Regions from separate parts of the Homo sapiens genome. Here region 1 is linked to region 2. The links are chromatin loops, found by intact Hi-C in ENCODE. Cell type or tissue: HCT116. All regions are shown on one strand. Links, peaks and the distances in the headings refer to the core of each region. The heading gives the core; the rest is flanking DNA. Region 1 has its middle 280 kb from the start of NR2F1-AS1. Region 2 has its middle 230 kb from the start of NR2F1-AS1.

What was found. Hi-C counts contacts between places; a loop is a spot of excess contacts. Peaks named below come from ENCODE experiments on the same cell type or tissue, not always from the same donor. Only the 100,000 strongest peaks of a DNase experiment are listed, where the experiment ranks them.
Region 1: it touches region 2 in a loop (6-fold over the local background); 3 of 110 quality-filtered maps call a loop at or near these places.

What each region holds. Positions count from the first base shown.
Region 1 is chr5:93,298,953-93,307,291 of GRCh38, forward strand. No RefSeq gene overlaps it. Among named protein-coding and RNA genes, the nearest start is that of NR2F1-AS1, 280 kb to the right of the region's middle. RefSeq lists enhancers at 44-1,818, 635-1,342. In HCT116, for the core only: no CTCF peak of the experiment used is centred there; no DNase peak of the experiment used is centred there; H3K27ac peaks cover 2,781 bases.
Region 2 is chr5:93,348,058-93,356,396 of GRCh38, forward strand. No RefSeq gene overlaps it. Among named protein-coding and RNA genes, the nearest start is that of NR2F1-AS1, 230 kb to the right of the region's middle. In HCT116, for the core only: no CTCF peak of the experiment used is centred there; no DNase peak of the experiment used is centred there.

The sequences.
Region 1 (8,339 bases), core at 113-8,112, 49 kb before region 2:
GATGTTGAGGTTTCCTCTGTTTTTGTGACATTTGTACTCCTTCAAGGTGACCACATTTCTTCCTAATATTCTGAATAATAGTTCTATAAACCTGATATCTATGCCCAGATCTAGTTTCATAACACTGGAATTCAAACTTAGAGCTGAAATTTCCATGAAGTTAATTCTATCAGCATTCAGCCTCCCTTAGCTGTTTCAGGAATTCATCTTCGAGAAACTGTGCTTTTTTGTGTGTATTTGTCTTATTAAATCCGTGAAACTAAAAATGCTTGAACAAAGTAAAACATTAACACCAACTTTCACAGTAAATTATTTTGTGTGAATGAAAGCTTTTTAAGAGTGTAAGTCTTGGCATAATTACCCAAAAGTAGTTTAGTAAATGCCATGAAACATTACATCTGCATATCAAAAATGCATTCTGTATGCTACAGGAAAATTGTAGTACGGAGGCAATTTTCTAATATTTACATATTTATAGCAAGTGCCTGTCACAGGAAAGTTAAGCTCACCTGTAAAACTTTCATGTTACGTAACATGAAGAACGTCTCATGCTTGGGTGTTCTAATAACCATGATATTATTTTAACAATTACACTATTTAATACCTTGGATTAGTTCCTCTGATAGTGCTATTAGCTGTCACTATACTCAATAATAGGTGACTTCATCTTTGTTATGACATGATCTTTCCTACTGTTTGTTGACCTTTCAATACAAGGGGGAGGGGACGCTCCCAGCCCCCCAAACCTTTAAGCAGCTACTGTAAAGCTGCGGTTTAATTCTCAGCTGGAATGTTTAGAAACCCTTGGTGCTAAATACCTCAGTGGACTGCTTAAACACCAACAACAGCCTTATGGGGCCTTACCCGACCTTAAACACATCTTTTTTTGTTGAGAATATTGCATTCTGCCACAATTCTGTGGGCTAACCCTGGGCTCACATTAAATATACCAGCTTCATTGAAGCTTACTGAATTGAGTTGAGTTGTTCTTTGTTTTATTCTCTCTCTGCTTCACCCCCCACTGGGACTGGGCAGCCTTTCTTCCAGTGGAGCGTGCTTTAAAGTAACCCAAAGAAGAGGAGGGGGAACGGGGGAGAAAAACCAAAAGGTGCAGCTAAGGCCCGTAATTAGTCTTGATCCTCCAAGTCTAAAATATTTTAACGCCAGGTTTCTGATTGCAGTATGGGCAAAGTGGATTTGGGAATGCAGAAAAGTAATTAGGTCTGTGCATTGAAGTGTGGAGAGCATTTAAAAGTGAATGGGTGGTTACTACATTCTTGGCAGGCTGTTTTTTATCTTTTCATGCTCTGCTGTTGTTAGAGGTGATGGGTTTATTGCAGTTTTTGCACTCTGGAGGTGGCTATGTTTTTCTTAACCTAGCCTTTTGCTCTCCATCTCAAAAATGAATCCTCGTGGTGTAAGGAAGAACAAGCGAAATTTTTAAAAAATAAAAACAAGGCACATTGACCGAATATTATGCGGTGAAGCAGAATAAGTTGGGAATAAACCTCAATGCCGCAACAGGTCACTTATAAAGATTCTGGGTTTAATTAATGACTCACTGAGCACAGGACTAACGGGAGACAATGGTCACCCCAAGGAGAAGGAAAACAAAACATGGTATTCTCTAACCATGTTCACAGAGCCATCCAAACTATCTGGGGGGAAAGCTGACATCATTATGTCACTTCTGGGTCCTGGTATAGAAGATACAAACTATAAATGTCCGAGTTGTCAAAAATGCATGCTTTTGATTGCTTCAGTCTATAGAATTGCTGCAATTTGCTAAGATCACGTCTCTTCAGCCCAGACATTCATGTCTGCCAGTCAAGTCATCATCAGTCCTGGCTTGAAAGTCAGAGAAAATATATGTGCAAAAAATAATAATAATAATAATAATCTGGAGAGAAAAAAAAAGCTGAGGTAAGAATGGGTAAAATTTAAATAGGCTTCTTTTAATGTTCACAAAAGTGTTTCAGCTTAAAATAAATGATACAAAAAAAAGTGTGTTTCTTTAGCAATACAGACCTATACAAGAAAAAATTGCATGAGGTAACTTGATCTTTCTAAAAACATTTAGTGAGATCTACAGAATTTTTAAAGGTAGAATCAGATCTTACTAATGGAAAATCAAATGAAGGAAACAAAATGTGGAGTTTTGGGAGGTTTTGTGCTGGTAGTTATTGTTTGGGAGTTGGGGGTTTTCTGTTTGTTTAGTTTGGTTTTTAGTTTGGAAATGTGCCTTGAGAAGGCCACTTCAAAGATGACTGAACTGAAACATTTATGTCCTGACAACTACTTCAGCACACTTCAAATGTATACAAATAAGTTACCTACTTTTTAACACTTGTTAAGGGTTGTATTCAGTATCTTAATTAAATACTAGTCTACCATTATCTAGTCTGCTATATGAGAAATATATTTCCTTAGCCACATATGGCTCTTAGCTTATTGAGTTTGTCTGCATTTCTAGTCAATGAGAATGAGCACTTTACTGTTTGACATATTATCACCTTAGCCCTGGCTAGACTCAAAGCCATTTCTTCATCTCAAGTTTTCCTGTTAAAAGATTAATACAGCATTAATATTGCTGACAACCTTATGTTTCAGGTCTTCCAGAAGATACAGATAAAATATATGATCTGATGCTGTTATAAGTAAGATTTACATCTTCATCATAGCTTGTCTATAACCTGGAAAACTTGGAAACAACATAAATATCTAGCAATGAGGAACTGGTTAAACAAATGATGACACGATTATGCAATGAAGTGCTATGCAGTCATCAGGAATGATACTGGGGAAGACTAATAACGAGAGAAGATATTCAAAATATATTAAATGTAAGTTTATAAAGCAGGTTATAAGGCAATATGCATAGTATAATCCTATGTGTATATAAAATAGGTAATAAATTATATAATTTATTTAAATATATAATTATTGTCAAAAAGAAAAAAGTCAGCTCCCCCACCTTTTTGTTAACAGAGCCTGATGCAAAGTGAGGCATATTTTTTAAAAAAGAGAAAAATATGCCAAAATGTTAATAAAGGTTACCCCTGAGTTGTGAAATTCAGGGTGATTGTATTTTATTGTCTCTACTTATATTTCCTAAAGTTTATTGAATTAGCTTATAATAGGACAAGATCATTTTATAATCTAAAAAATGATTAATAAAAGTCAATTAAAAAGAAATAACTTATCAAACTATGATATTTAATTATCCCTGCATATTTTTAAAAATACCCTTTATGATGTATCCTCCTGAGTTCAAGAGGCAAAACAAAAACAAACAACAAAAAACAGGTTTCTCTCCTCACCTAGATCCTATATTTGTTGTTGTACCTGAATATAAGCTTCATTACCCACAGTATTTCTCAAAGATCCCTCTCTGGTTGCCTAAAAGGTAGAAAAGGATTCCACAGTTGAACTGTATTTTACATTTGGAAAGACCCAGCAAGAAAACGACCCCTCTGCTTTTCTGTCTGGAGGCATAGCCAGCTCATGGGCTTCACTTCGCTCTGACTAGATTCTACCCAGAATGCTCAATTCCAGTCCTGCGCCAAGTACAAGGTGCCCGTGCTCCCTGACCCTCCCTGAACCTAGAAAGCCAGGTCCACATTAGGACTCAGCCCCTTATGTTGAGGCCACCTTCCTTCTTGGATGCCTGATGTATTCCTCATTATGCAAATGGAAAATAAGCACCAGCATATCCAGGTCAGACACATAATGTGTATAAATAATTGCTGGGGGAAATACGTAGCTCAGTGAACTCATCTAAAGCCAAAAGCTTAAGAAATTTGTGTCCAGCACAGACACCCACTTGCTGGGAGCCCATGGGCAAGTCACTTAAACTCTCTGTGTTTCATCTTAAAATAGAGACGATAAGAATGTTGGCCTAGACCCCAGGGAATAGCAAAAGATTGTGAAGCACTTCAAAAATTCTGTATCAAAGTAATAGGTGCTATTTAGGGAAAAGGTCATGAAATCATCAAAAACATCCTGAAACCTCAGGGAAAAAAAACCCACTGTGATTTCACAAACTGTGATCTAAAAGGCATAACTAAATTCGCAGAAGCCCAAATTTACAGACATACCTAAAGCACTTGCCACAGTTCATTTCAGACGACTTTTTCTGCAGAAGTCTCATTATTCTCCTTAAGCAAAACATACCCATCAGATGTTTGTGAGAATTCTCTGGCTTCACGTGGTTTAGACAAAAATCCTGCCTTAAGATGAGTTGCTGAGAAAGTTCTCGAAAGCATCGCTTATTGCAAACCAAATTGTATTCAGCAGGTAGAAATTAGCACGTGGGCTAGATACAGCCTAGGATCACAAAAACACACATGGAAGCCACAAGACTGCTGCTCTATAATTATGTGGCTTTTCTGCAATAGTCACTGTAAGCTTCTGTGGCTTCCATTAGGGACATAATGAAGAGTAATTGACGGCGGGGATGTTTCTGGTCTCAATCCCATCCCCTTCTCCACCCTCCACCCTCTGAGTATTCCTTCCTTCGGGGCACAACATCCTCTTACAATCTTTGATCTGAGACAAGGCAGTGCCCCAGTTGCAGTTTGTTGTGGTATTTTCCAGACAGTTTACCACATTTTTTTATGTGGTCAAAGAAATAGAGCTGGTAATTGACTGGCTATCTCCCATGGTCTAGGTCACAGCCTTCAGCCACCGTCTTGTGATCCAGTCTGTGCCCACATACAGGAGATAAGTAGAGAAAATTCCAAAGACGCCAAAGCAGGAAATGGAGCTGTCTTATGCTTCCTGAAATTTCTAACCTTAAAACAACTCAAAACAAAATAAAAGAATGTCCCCTTCCTATATTTCTGATACTCTGTTGTATCATTTAAAACTCATGTCCATCTGGTATAACGTTTCAAAAACTGGGCTTTGGAATTAGACAAAACCCATCTTCACTTCTTACCTAAGTGGCCTAGAAGTAATTTAACATTTCCTTACCTCAGTCTCCTCATCCATAAAATGGGGATAATAATGCTACTACCTAGTGTTGTACAGGGTTTAGAATAATACATACAAGTACTTAGCAGATTGCCCAGCATATAATAATTGTTTGACTAATGGTAACTATTGTTCTAATTATTGTTATATCAGTTGCTGTTTTCCCTATTTGGTAACAGAGAATACGGACACTCAGGAAGATTAAGTGGTTGGAAAGCCAGGATTCAAATCCAAAAACTGCCTCCAAAATCTATGTTGTTTGCACTCCCCGTTATTTTCTCCATGTTTGGGAAATAGATCAGAAGGACAAGCTCAAAATTCTACTTAGGTACTCTAACCATGCACATGAAATGTTCTTAAAACATGAGTCCAGACAAATATAAATACACTCTTTTATCCTAAGCAGCATTATTATGGCATCTCTTGTGGTGAGTACTATGCTTGTTTCAAACCCACAGTAACCATGCTTGCTAGGGTACTCACAAATGAATTTCTCAGCACCAAGGGCAAAAGAGAGAGCAAAAGTGATCATTTCTTTTGCCCTTTTTTCTTTCTTTCTTTGAGTGGAAAATCCATGACCTCTGTGACCCTCAACCCAAAACCATCGCCCAAGGCTTGGTATAGTTAGGGGTTGAGGGGTATGGGAAGGGCTGATAATGTTAGAGAAAGACAAACTCCGAGCAGAAACAAAGGCCAGTAAACAGAGTGAAAGAAGCTTAGTAAGGGGGAAAGAAGGGGGGCCTAGAAGCAGAGAACAAGGCACAGAAACAGGACTTGGAGAAAGATTGAATAAATTGTTTGCTTGTGCTGTTTAGCAAAATCAGCTAAACTTGGCTTTCAAAAAGTTTCACACAAAATCATTTTCACTGATTATTTTTTGGCACAAGAAATTTTGTAAAATTTGGAAATTCACAAAGTGACACAATTTGCTAAAAATGCCATTCAACACAATTTGATGTAAACTACAGAAATGTTATTATAATTCATTAGGAAAACTTTAAAATGTGATAGTGTCCTGAAAACTTGGATCGGTGCCACAAGAATCACTGGCAGCTAAAAACTAGCATAAGAACTGAAATGCTCAGTCTATCTATTCACAGGCAAATGTCATGTGTCTTTTATGTGGTTAGCTTCACTTTAATACCCTGGTGATATTTTGAAGCCATTTTTAGTCTTTCATTTTGTTTTTTTCCCATGAGTCAAATCCTATAGCCCTTACACATGATCCTGTATAAAATCCACATGATCTATTTACCAACAAGGAGGCCATACTGACTGCCTCAACTGAGTCCTGAAGATCTGAATATAGATTCTACTGCCTCATGGTTAAAACTGGCTTATTCCTTGGTTTCTGTCTTCTTAATAAAGATAAAAGGGGCTAGTTTCCTAACAGAGTCCAGTGCTCCTAATATAATTCTGGGAGGTACGTATTATGAAATGGAAAAAAAAAATCCTGAATGAACATCAGACAAGCTAGAAGGCTATTGCCTCTTTGAGGGAAAGGGTTTTGTCTTGACCATCTAAGCAAAGACCGTAGCAGATAGTAGATGCTCAGTAATTTACAGGAAAGAAGGAAGGAAGGAGAAAAAGAGGGAGGAAGGAAGAATGGAAAGGAGGAATAGAGAAAGATTCGGTTCAAGTACTAATACGCAGCAGAGTGAACTTGGGCAAGTTGCTAACTTTCCTAAACCTGTTTCCTTGAGAATATAACACCTACCAGCAGTATTATTTATGTCAGGGCTTTAGAGTTGATCAGACATTTACACATACACTGTCTTCATCATCATATCATTTGTTGTTTTTATTTGTATTTCTAGCATTATTTTATATGTCCTATATAATAATGAAAAACAATTTACATTTCCTCAAGATAAATTGCCCGTGCTTTATAACTGCATGTCCTCAGTCTTTCCACTCTCAACCTCCAGGTCTCCTGCCAAGTGGGCTCTTTGAAGTCCTATTTTCTAGAATCCCTTCTTCCTGACCTAGTGAAAATGTATCAATTTAATGTACCCATTCTTCAGTCACCTGCTTTATGCTTGATAATCTGATAAATTCATTCCAAGGTGACTGAAATTGAGTATTAATTCTTGGCATTCATTCCCACCCTCTGAATTACAGGCACTGGAAAGAATAAAACTACATTTCCCAGGCTCCCTTGCAGCTGTTCTGTGAGTATTCTGGATGCAGCCAAAGAGATGCACTTGTGACAAATCTGAAACACAAGGGAAGCTATCTTCAAGTGGCAGCCGCACTTGCCAAACAAGCTCTGACAGTCACCTGTGCTGGCAGCTCTGGACTCCACATCCTCCTCACTGCTCACCAGTGTCCTCAGGGAGAGGCCGCCAGGAAGTAGAAGCCGTGGGGGTAGTGGCCAGCACTTTTCTAACCACTCAATTGCTGCAGCAAAGGAACAACAAGAAACCGGAAATCAGATGTCAGCAACCTGACTTCCATTCCTCCGATCTCTCCCCATGGTTTTGTAAATTCATAATCCCCTGTATTAAACTCTTTCTGCTTGAAGCTCCCAGAGCAATTTCTCTTTTCTGCACTGAACTTTGATTGATAGAGTGACTTAGTGATCACTATAGGTTACAGTCACTCATCCCATCCCTTCTTCCTTATCACTGCCTTCATAATTATACAATTCTCTTGTGTTATCCTCCAAGGACTGAGTCCAGGACCCTGCGGATACCAAGATCTGCAGATGCTCAAGTCCCTTACATAAAATGGCATAGTATTTGCATACAACCTGTGCCCATCCTCCCATATACTTTAATAATTTCTAGTTACTTATAATACCTAATACAATGTCAATGTTATATAAATAGTTGTTACACTGTACTGTTTAGGCAATGACCATAAGACAAAAAAAAACACCTGTACATGTTCAGTACAGGTGCAACCATCCTTTTTTGTTTTCCAAATGTTTTTGATCCTCAGTCATTTGAATCTACAGATTCAGAATGCAAAGATATGGAGAGCTGACTATATACACGTTTCATCTGCTTTATTTTAATTATTTACTCACATGTTAATTTTTATGTTTTCTACCCTATTGTATTTCTTTACACATCTAACTTCTCCATCCTTGTCACCAAACTATAAACTTTTAGAGTAAACCTACTATGTCTCAGTCATTTTCCCATCCCTAGTGCCAGTGTCAATGTATAGTGCTTAGAAGGCAACTCAGTAAACACTTTGAACCACTTTTGGATAATATGTTTGCCTTCCTCCTTTTTCTATGGGGAAGGTTGGCCCTGTATGTGGATGCATGCATTGTCCGCATGGTGTTATTTATGCTTCAAGAAAAAAAGAGGGCCTGTGTGTGTATATATATATATATATATATATATATATATATA
Region 2 (8,339 bases), core at 50-8,049:
GAGCGAGCACCAGACTCCTTTCTCCTGAGGACTCCTAGTCCGGTGCTCACTCCACTCAACCAGGCTTGCATCAAGATGCACCAGAGACAATGCCCCGGCGCTGACTTTTAGCACATAAGTCTTAGGTCAAAATCCTGAAAAACTTCTCAGAGATGGAAATCTTTTGGCCCCAGAACCTCTAAGAGTTCTGTGCAAGTATCCTTCACTCTGCAACTCCAACAGGACTCAGCCACAGACTCCTGAATTAGTGCCAAGCCCGCATGGCCAGAATACCTGTGGGAGCCAGCCCTGCCCTGGTGACAACAGCCGACTTCTTGCTCCTTCAGGCCGACCAGCTCTCTTGGAATTTCAGGAACCACCAACCCCAGGAGCGCGTGAACAGGCTGCTGGCACGGCGCACCGTCCGCTGCTCCGAGGTTCATGTCCCACGCTGAGTTGTGTTCACTCAAGTGCTGCCAAAGTTCTTCAAAGTATTTGCATGAAACTCTTCGTAAAACAAACCTGAAAATCCATTACCAGCAGTCACCAAATGCTGGCGCCTTGACGAATGGCCAAACTGCCAGCATCCGGGAAATGCCCTGTGCTGACAAGTGACTTGCAAAGGAGCCATTTATTTAGATGAGGCATGCACCCACCACGGCAGAGACACGTAGGGAAGTGCGAGGATCGATGAGGCTGCTAATTAAAGCAGAGGATCAATCCCCTGTGTTTAGAATGCGTTTGGAAATCCAGCGCTGTCGGCTCACTCAAGCTCTCTGAATCCATTATTGTAAAAAGGGTTCAAGGCTGCTGTAGACATCAGCTGACTAGGCCCCCTGCACCCCTGCTGGGAGCTGCACAGGGGACAGGCATTTGCTGAGGCATTGGCCAGAAAGGTTCTCGTGGCCCCACAGCTCATCCGCCCTGGCACTGAGGCGGTGACACCGCCCACCCTGAAACCCAAGAGGGGAACAGTTCGCCAAGTATCAGAATGCATTTATAAAAAATGAACTCTCCTGACAAAAATGCAGATGGAGATTTTAAAGCCATCACCTGAACAGATTAGGATGAAAAGTCACCTTAATAACAAAAATCTTTGGCAATTTGGGCTAAAATTCTGCAGAAACTCTGAAGGGGATTTTTTTAAAGATTTTTAATCATTTTTAATGAAAGCCACATCCCCCGCCCCTCACATTCACCTCTCCAGAAGACAGCCAAAGTAATGCCCTTAGCACATTTTAATATCATTTCGTATTTCTCCTTTCATTTACACTTTTAGTTTCAATGTTTTTATTGAAACAAAGAGTAGTCAGAAAACCTTTTGTTTCCAGGTTAATTCACAAACAAACTTTTGAACAACAGGGTTACAAATATAAAATATGCAGTATAGGTTTATATAAAATATATTTATATTAGTTGTTTAAATTGTGTGTATATATATATAAAACTATATATATAGGAATATATATATGTATTCCAATGTCTTTATAATATGAAGACACATATGTTTTCTATCACCTCTGAAGAAAAGTTAGGAAAGTCCAGAGGAATGAGATATATTCCCACCCTTTAATCTTCATATTAGTAGATGGGTTTGGGTAGTTAAGAGTTTGTAGAACATAAACCTACGCTCCCCACCTGCTCCTGCAGGCGAAAGTGTACTTAGCTCTCAGGCACAGTCTTCCCTTTATGGTAAAAAGGGTGTTTTATACCGTGTTGATGACTAATATTTCAAGTACATTTTGCAGACTCATTTTCCCAGCATTCTGTTGTTTCAGCTGTACCATTCATGCCACAATATTTTTATAGGCTCTGAGGCTGAAAAACATTCTCATCCAGGCAGGATGTATGAACCTCTTAGCTTTCTGATCTAAAAGCAGCATTTCAGGTTATCCTCCTGCAAAAGAAAACCACAGTCCTTATGCTGGCAGGTGAATGGGAGAGTGGAGATTTGAACAAGGATATGAAATATAGGTAATACTTCCATAGCACCTTATGGTGCAGCATATGTGCAACAGCTGCCTTTCTGCTCTGCTGAGATTCAATCAGTTTTTCCTACCTGGGGGTGGGGCACGGGGAGGCTTCCAGGAGAATCACAGGTAATACACAAGGAGCCCACATCCCTGTAAGGTGGCCATATTGCACATTAAGCATGGTGGACAAAAAGAGCAGGAGGTCTGGAATTAGCGACTTGAACTTGAACCCCAGTTCTGCTACCTACTACCGGTGCAGCCTAAGGCAGGTTACTTACATTCAAGTAGCTATAGCTTTCCAAAGTTACAGAATGGAGATAATGGCAGTTTTGAATCCTGGCTTTACCTGTTACATAATCTTGGACAAGTTTCTTAGCCTCTCCATATTTCAATATCCTATCCTGTAACATAGAAGTCTTCACAGTTCTTATCTTATAGGTGAGGAAAATGGTTAAGAAAGGTAAAGCTCTTAGTGCCGGCATGTTAAAACGGTGTTTCCAATGGTTTAGAAAATTGAAGCTGGAGAATATCCTCTAGGACAAGACGAAGAGAGATTAGAAAGAACAGAATTGGGACAAAGAGGGGAAACACTGAGCAAACACTGACGCCCTAAACCTTGAAAATGTTTGGACATAACTGGCTTCTGCAGAGTCCGAGCCTGTCACCCTGAATGAGATCTGCCAGTTAGAACAACTGGGTTCCCAGTACTTGACAACTGCTTCAGTTACAGTGTTTCTGCAATTGCTTCACTCACAGCTCTTTGAGAAACCCAGATGAATCTGTAGACATTGATCTAGAGAAACGGAGGAGAGAGAACTGGCTGAGATTGAGTGCTTACAAAAAAAAAATAATTTTAAAATTAATCATAGCATCAGAAAGAATATCCTAATTTTTATTAGCTGCCAGAAAGTTCACTAATAAGAACAATCCAGGAACTAATCAGGGGATATAAAGGCTATATTAGTATGTGACCATAAGAGCTATTAAGGCTCAGAGTCTAAGACCTCCTCTTAAATGGCTAAAATCCTCTATTTCGCTAAATTTTGAAGGGAGAACCAGGGAAAACCCAGAGAAACACAAGGCACCCCCATCTTGTTGATGCTCTCTGATCTCATCTGTGAGAAGGGAATATAGCACCGATAGCTAACTCTGCTAAAGAGACGAGCTCTCTGGGCAGTGGCCAAAGATTCCAATCTAAAAGGGACACAAAATCTCCCCGATATTTGCCAATCTCTGAAAATAAAATGGGAGGAGAAACATAGACACATAACTCCTTTCATAAACAGTGTCACATTTAGTTGAAATACATTTGATAAACCTACGGCAGAGAATAATTGATATCTGACATCCATTCTCCTTCCTTCCATGTGACCAGGCTGGGAAGGCTACACTTTCTCAATGTAGTCATCTGACTAGGTTTTAGCCAATGGGATGTGAGCGGACGTGACACCTGCAGCTTCCAAATCATGCCCATAAAAAGAAGGGGAGTGGGCCGGGCGCGGTGGCTCACGCTTGTAATCCCAGCACTTTGGGAGGCCGAGGCGGGTGGATCACGAGGTCAGGAGATGGAGACCATCCTGGCTAACACGGTGAAACCCCGTCTCTACTAAAAAAATACAAAAAAATTAGCCGGGCGTGATGGCGGGCGCCTGTAGTCCCAGCTACTCGGGAGGCTGAGGCAGGAGAATGGCGTGAACCCGGGAGGCGGAGCTTGCAGTGAGCCGAGATTGCGCCACTGCACTCCCGCCTGGGCCACAGAGCAAGACTCCGTCTCAAAAAAAAAAAAAAAAAGAAGGGGAGTGGCATCTCCTTCCCGCTTTCCCTTTTCTCCTTCCCACTCGATGGAATGTGGCCATGGTAGGAAGCCATTGTGGACCATGAGGGAAAACCCGACATTAGGAATGGTATAGCAACAAGCTACAGCCGTCTGAATCCCTAATACCATAGAGACACCATACCAGTCCTGGAATGCTTACGAACTGGACTGTGAAAAATACACTTCCATCTTGCTATTGGGATCTCTGTGGCACTACCTTCACCTATGTTCTAACACAGTTATTTTTGGGGTACAGAAGTGGAGTGAGATTGTAAGAGGTATCTTTAAGTTATAGTAACTGGGCATAAACTATCTTCTAAATAGGGAAGGTCTAGGTAATACAAGATTTTGCTTTGCTCTTTTCAGCCAGGGCTGAATTGCAAAAACAATAAACGGATGGCTAAGCCTGTGCAACATCTTCCTTCTCAGCTCTTCCCACAGGCAGCGCCCAGCCTATTCTTTGTATAAATGTAACTAGATATTTGGAGATATGGACTTGAAGGTAGAGGCCCTGAGTACACATCTCAGTCTTGTCTTGCCTTCCAGGCAAAGTTGTTTTGAGATGTGAGATGTTTGTGAAGGCATTTAGGAGAGGGCTTGGCAAGTATTTAAGGTTCAGTAAATGCTAGCTTCCTTTCTTCTTAACAGTTTCCTCCTTCTGTGAAATTTGCAATAGAGGACCTTAGTCAGTATTCAAAATTGCTTTGGAAATTCCCTGTCTATAAATGCCTATCTTATAAAAGATAGAAACACAGCTCAAATCACCTGTGAATTACTGGGAGGCCAAGTAAAAATATTTTTCCCAATTAACAAAGTATACATGAGGCTTCCTGAAATTTTTGTTTGGAGACTAATGGGTAGAAAATTAATCCCATGCTAGGAAAGAAAAGTGCTCACTGGAGACTCTTAATTTAGTTATCTTACATTATTCTCAAAAAGTTTCTCCCTATAGGCTGGGCACGGTGGCTCACGCCTGTAATCCCAGCACTTTGGGAGGCAGAGGCGGGCGGATCACGAGGAGAGGAGATAGAGACTATCCTGGCTAACACAGTGAAAGCCCGTCTCTACTAAAAATACAAAAAATTAGCCGGGCGTGGTGGCGGACGCCTATAGTCCCAGCTACTCCGGAGGCTGAGGCAGGAGAATGGCGTGAACCTGGGAGGCGGAGCTTGCAGTGAGCTGAGGTTGAGCCACTGCACTCCAGCCTGGGGGACACAGCGAGACTCCGTCTCAGAAAAAAAAAAAAAAAGTTTCTTCCTGTAATGTAAGAAAGGAATAGTCTAGGTCAGTGAGCCCTAAAATCCAACCTGAAATGAAAGGAAAGAAAATATAACATAGAAAACTGCCTTTCATTCATTTTGAAAACCATCTTGCTGTAACTTCATTGATTCATCCATCGGTCTTCTCATGAGGACTCCCTTGATTCACCCAACAAACATTCGTGATCACTTCCTGGGACCCAGGCCCTTGTACCAAGCTCTGAGGATACCAAGACAAAGCCCTTGCCCTTGAAGAGTTTCAATCTCTTGGGCAGCAGGGCAGGGGGTGGAGTGGGGAGTCAGACCAGAAATAGGAACTGAGTGCAGCAGAGGTATGATGAGGGGCAGCCAATTCCTCCTCCCCAGGGAAGGGGACAACATTCCTGCTGCATCTGGAAGACTTGGAAGGACTTCGTGAAGGGCAAGAGGCATTCCTGACAGTGATCGATTACAGATCACTTACAGCATGGACATTGAAGAGGACTGGGGACAGAAAAATAGATTAGAAAACTATTAAAATCAAGGCAAGAATAAGGGCCTAGGTTAAAGAGGCGGTCATGTGGATGCTAAAGACAGAACTTAATGACAAATTAGATGTGAGAAGAAGGGGAATTGAGTGATAGCATGATGAGGAGGTTGTGTCCAAGGAATATGATATTAAGGATAGAGAAGATTTAAAGAAGTTTGTAGGCTGAGCACGAGGAACCAGGGCAGAGTGAGCGATTGATGATGCAAGAAGAAACTAGCTGATATAAAAAGATCTGGAGCGGGTAAGAATGGATGGTTGGGGGCTCTCACTTGACATCCATCTTTATCCTTTAGCAGGCACCAGCCTTGTGTTCCAAAATTTTTCTTTGGGCTGACTTTCACTCATAACAATAATAACAAAAACTAACCTAGATGAAAATCTAAAATGTTGAACACACCAGGTTGAAAAGTACTACCCCAGGAAATCTAGAAACTTTTGCCACCTTCTAACTGTGAGGTTATGACCCTGACTTTTCAAGCCAACACTATTTCCTACATCTGTCTAAGCTTATCTCTTCTTAGCATCATATATCACCTTAGAATTGAGCCTCACCCTCCACTCTTCCTTCTAGTATGGTAGGTAAAACACAGACTCTGAATTTGAACCCAAGTTTCATCACTTACTACTGGTGTGATTATGGGCAAATCATGTAATCCCATGGTGCCTCAGTTTCCTCATCTGTAGAACAGAGGCTCTTTCATGCTTTGAAGCTGGATTCCATTTTTAAAGCAATTCAGTTACAATTATGAAACACCTTTATTTCCTAAACCCCTGCAGGAGGAACAACTGTTTTGTGATTCAAAAATTCCGTTTCTTCTATTGAAACAACTTGGGTTTTCTTTAAGAATAGAACAAAATATTTATTTTTCATTGAGAAGTATTTTTTCAAAGACTAAAAGCAAATCTAATTCCATTGACTTGGTAGAAAAGTTATCCGTTGAAATCTTATTAAAATAATAATAATACAAAACCTACTTCCTGAAAATTTTATTCAACTCTCTTCTAGGGAAAGTCTTCTCTGAGTTCTGGATCTTATGATTGGCCTTATCAAGGTAATAGAACTTCTTCAGACCCTGAACTTATTGTATTTTTTTTTTTTTTTTTTTTTGAGACAGAGTCTCACTCTGTCACCCAAGCTGGAATGCAATGGCATGGTCTCGGCTCACTGCAACCTCCGCCTCCCGAGTTCAAGCAATTCTCCTGCCTCAGCCGCCTCAGTAGCTGGGACTACAGGCGTGTGCCACCACAACCAGCTAATTTTTGTATTTTTAGTACAGATGGGGTTTCACTGTGTTGGCCAGGCTGGTCTCGAACTCCTGACCTCATGATCCGCCTGCCTCGGCCTCCCATTTATTGTATTTTCAAATCTAAAGTGTCCTAATAAACTTTATGAAAAAACTAAAAATAAGATCTTACTCTCAACAGGGAAAATACTTGTGAATTGTCAATGTTTCCCATAAGCTGAAATAATTATTATTCAAATTGCAAGAAGAAATACATGAGATTAGCTGAAATAATTATTAAGTTCTAACACATATTTATCCTGTAACTTAGGATCAGACTTTCATGAACACACGAGTAGATTGGGCTAAAATAGAGGACAAAATATCTGATGTAAACTATTTTTAAAAGACAGGCACCTGACAGAGATTGTAATATTATTTGCATAAGAATAAAATGTAATTTTATAATTTTTGTTTTATGTGTAATTAAATATTATAATTAAATAGACCAAAAACATTTGATAGCACATATATATTTTAAGAAAAGCTATTTCCCCAAAGATATTCCACAGATATGTTTATTTTGCTAGAGAGAATGTGTATGTATATACACACACACACACACACACACACACACATATATATTCCTTTATATCAATAGTCAGATCTCTCCTGAGAAATAAGCTAATCGAGCTGAAACAGTTGTTTTTATATTGTAAATTTTCAAAAAAGCAAAAAGTAGTGAGGAGCCTCTTCTAGAAACAATATGACTCACACCCTATCTTTCTGAAAAAAGGCTGCAAGGTTGTTATGCTGAATAGGGGTCCCAAAGATATCCATGTACTAATCTTTGGAATCTTTGAATGTTACCTTATACGGCAAAAAGGGACTTGGCAGATATCATTAAGTTAAGGATCTTGAGATGGGGAGATGATTCTGGATCATCCCAATGAGCACAAAATGTAACCACAAGTATCTGTCTAAGAAGGGAAGGAAGAGGGAGACTTGACCACAGAAGAGAAGAGGACCATGTCACAGAAGCAGACAGAAGCAGAGGGCAGCACAGTCAAGAAAGAAGATATTATGCGGCTGGCTTTGAGGGCACGCAATGGGGCCATGAGCCAAAGAATACAAAAAATGCATCTCCAGACGCTGAAAAAGCCGAGGAAATGAAAACGGGTTTCCCCCTAGAGCATTCCCGGGAAGCATGGCTCTGCTAACACCTTAGCTTTAGCCCAGTGAAACTGATTCGGACTCCTGACCTCCAGAACTGTAAAAGAATATGTCTGTGTTGTTGCTAGTCACCAAATTTGTGTTAATTTGTGACAGTGGCAACAGGAAACTAATACAATTGTTTTTCTTCGTTCTGGTACCAGGAAGGTAAGTTATCATGCCCTCTACCTGGGAGGGGAAGAGGCAGAAATCCAGCTACTGCTCCTCTTTTATTTCTGAACCACAGAAAAGGGTCTGCTGAGAGGATTTGCCAGTGGTTTACCCCCAACCCAGGGCATCTCTAATTCTGAGATGGAGGGTTGTCCATCCTTCTCTAAATGAGAGCCA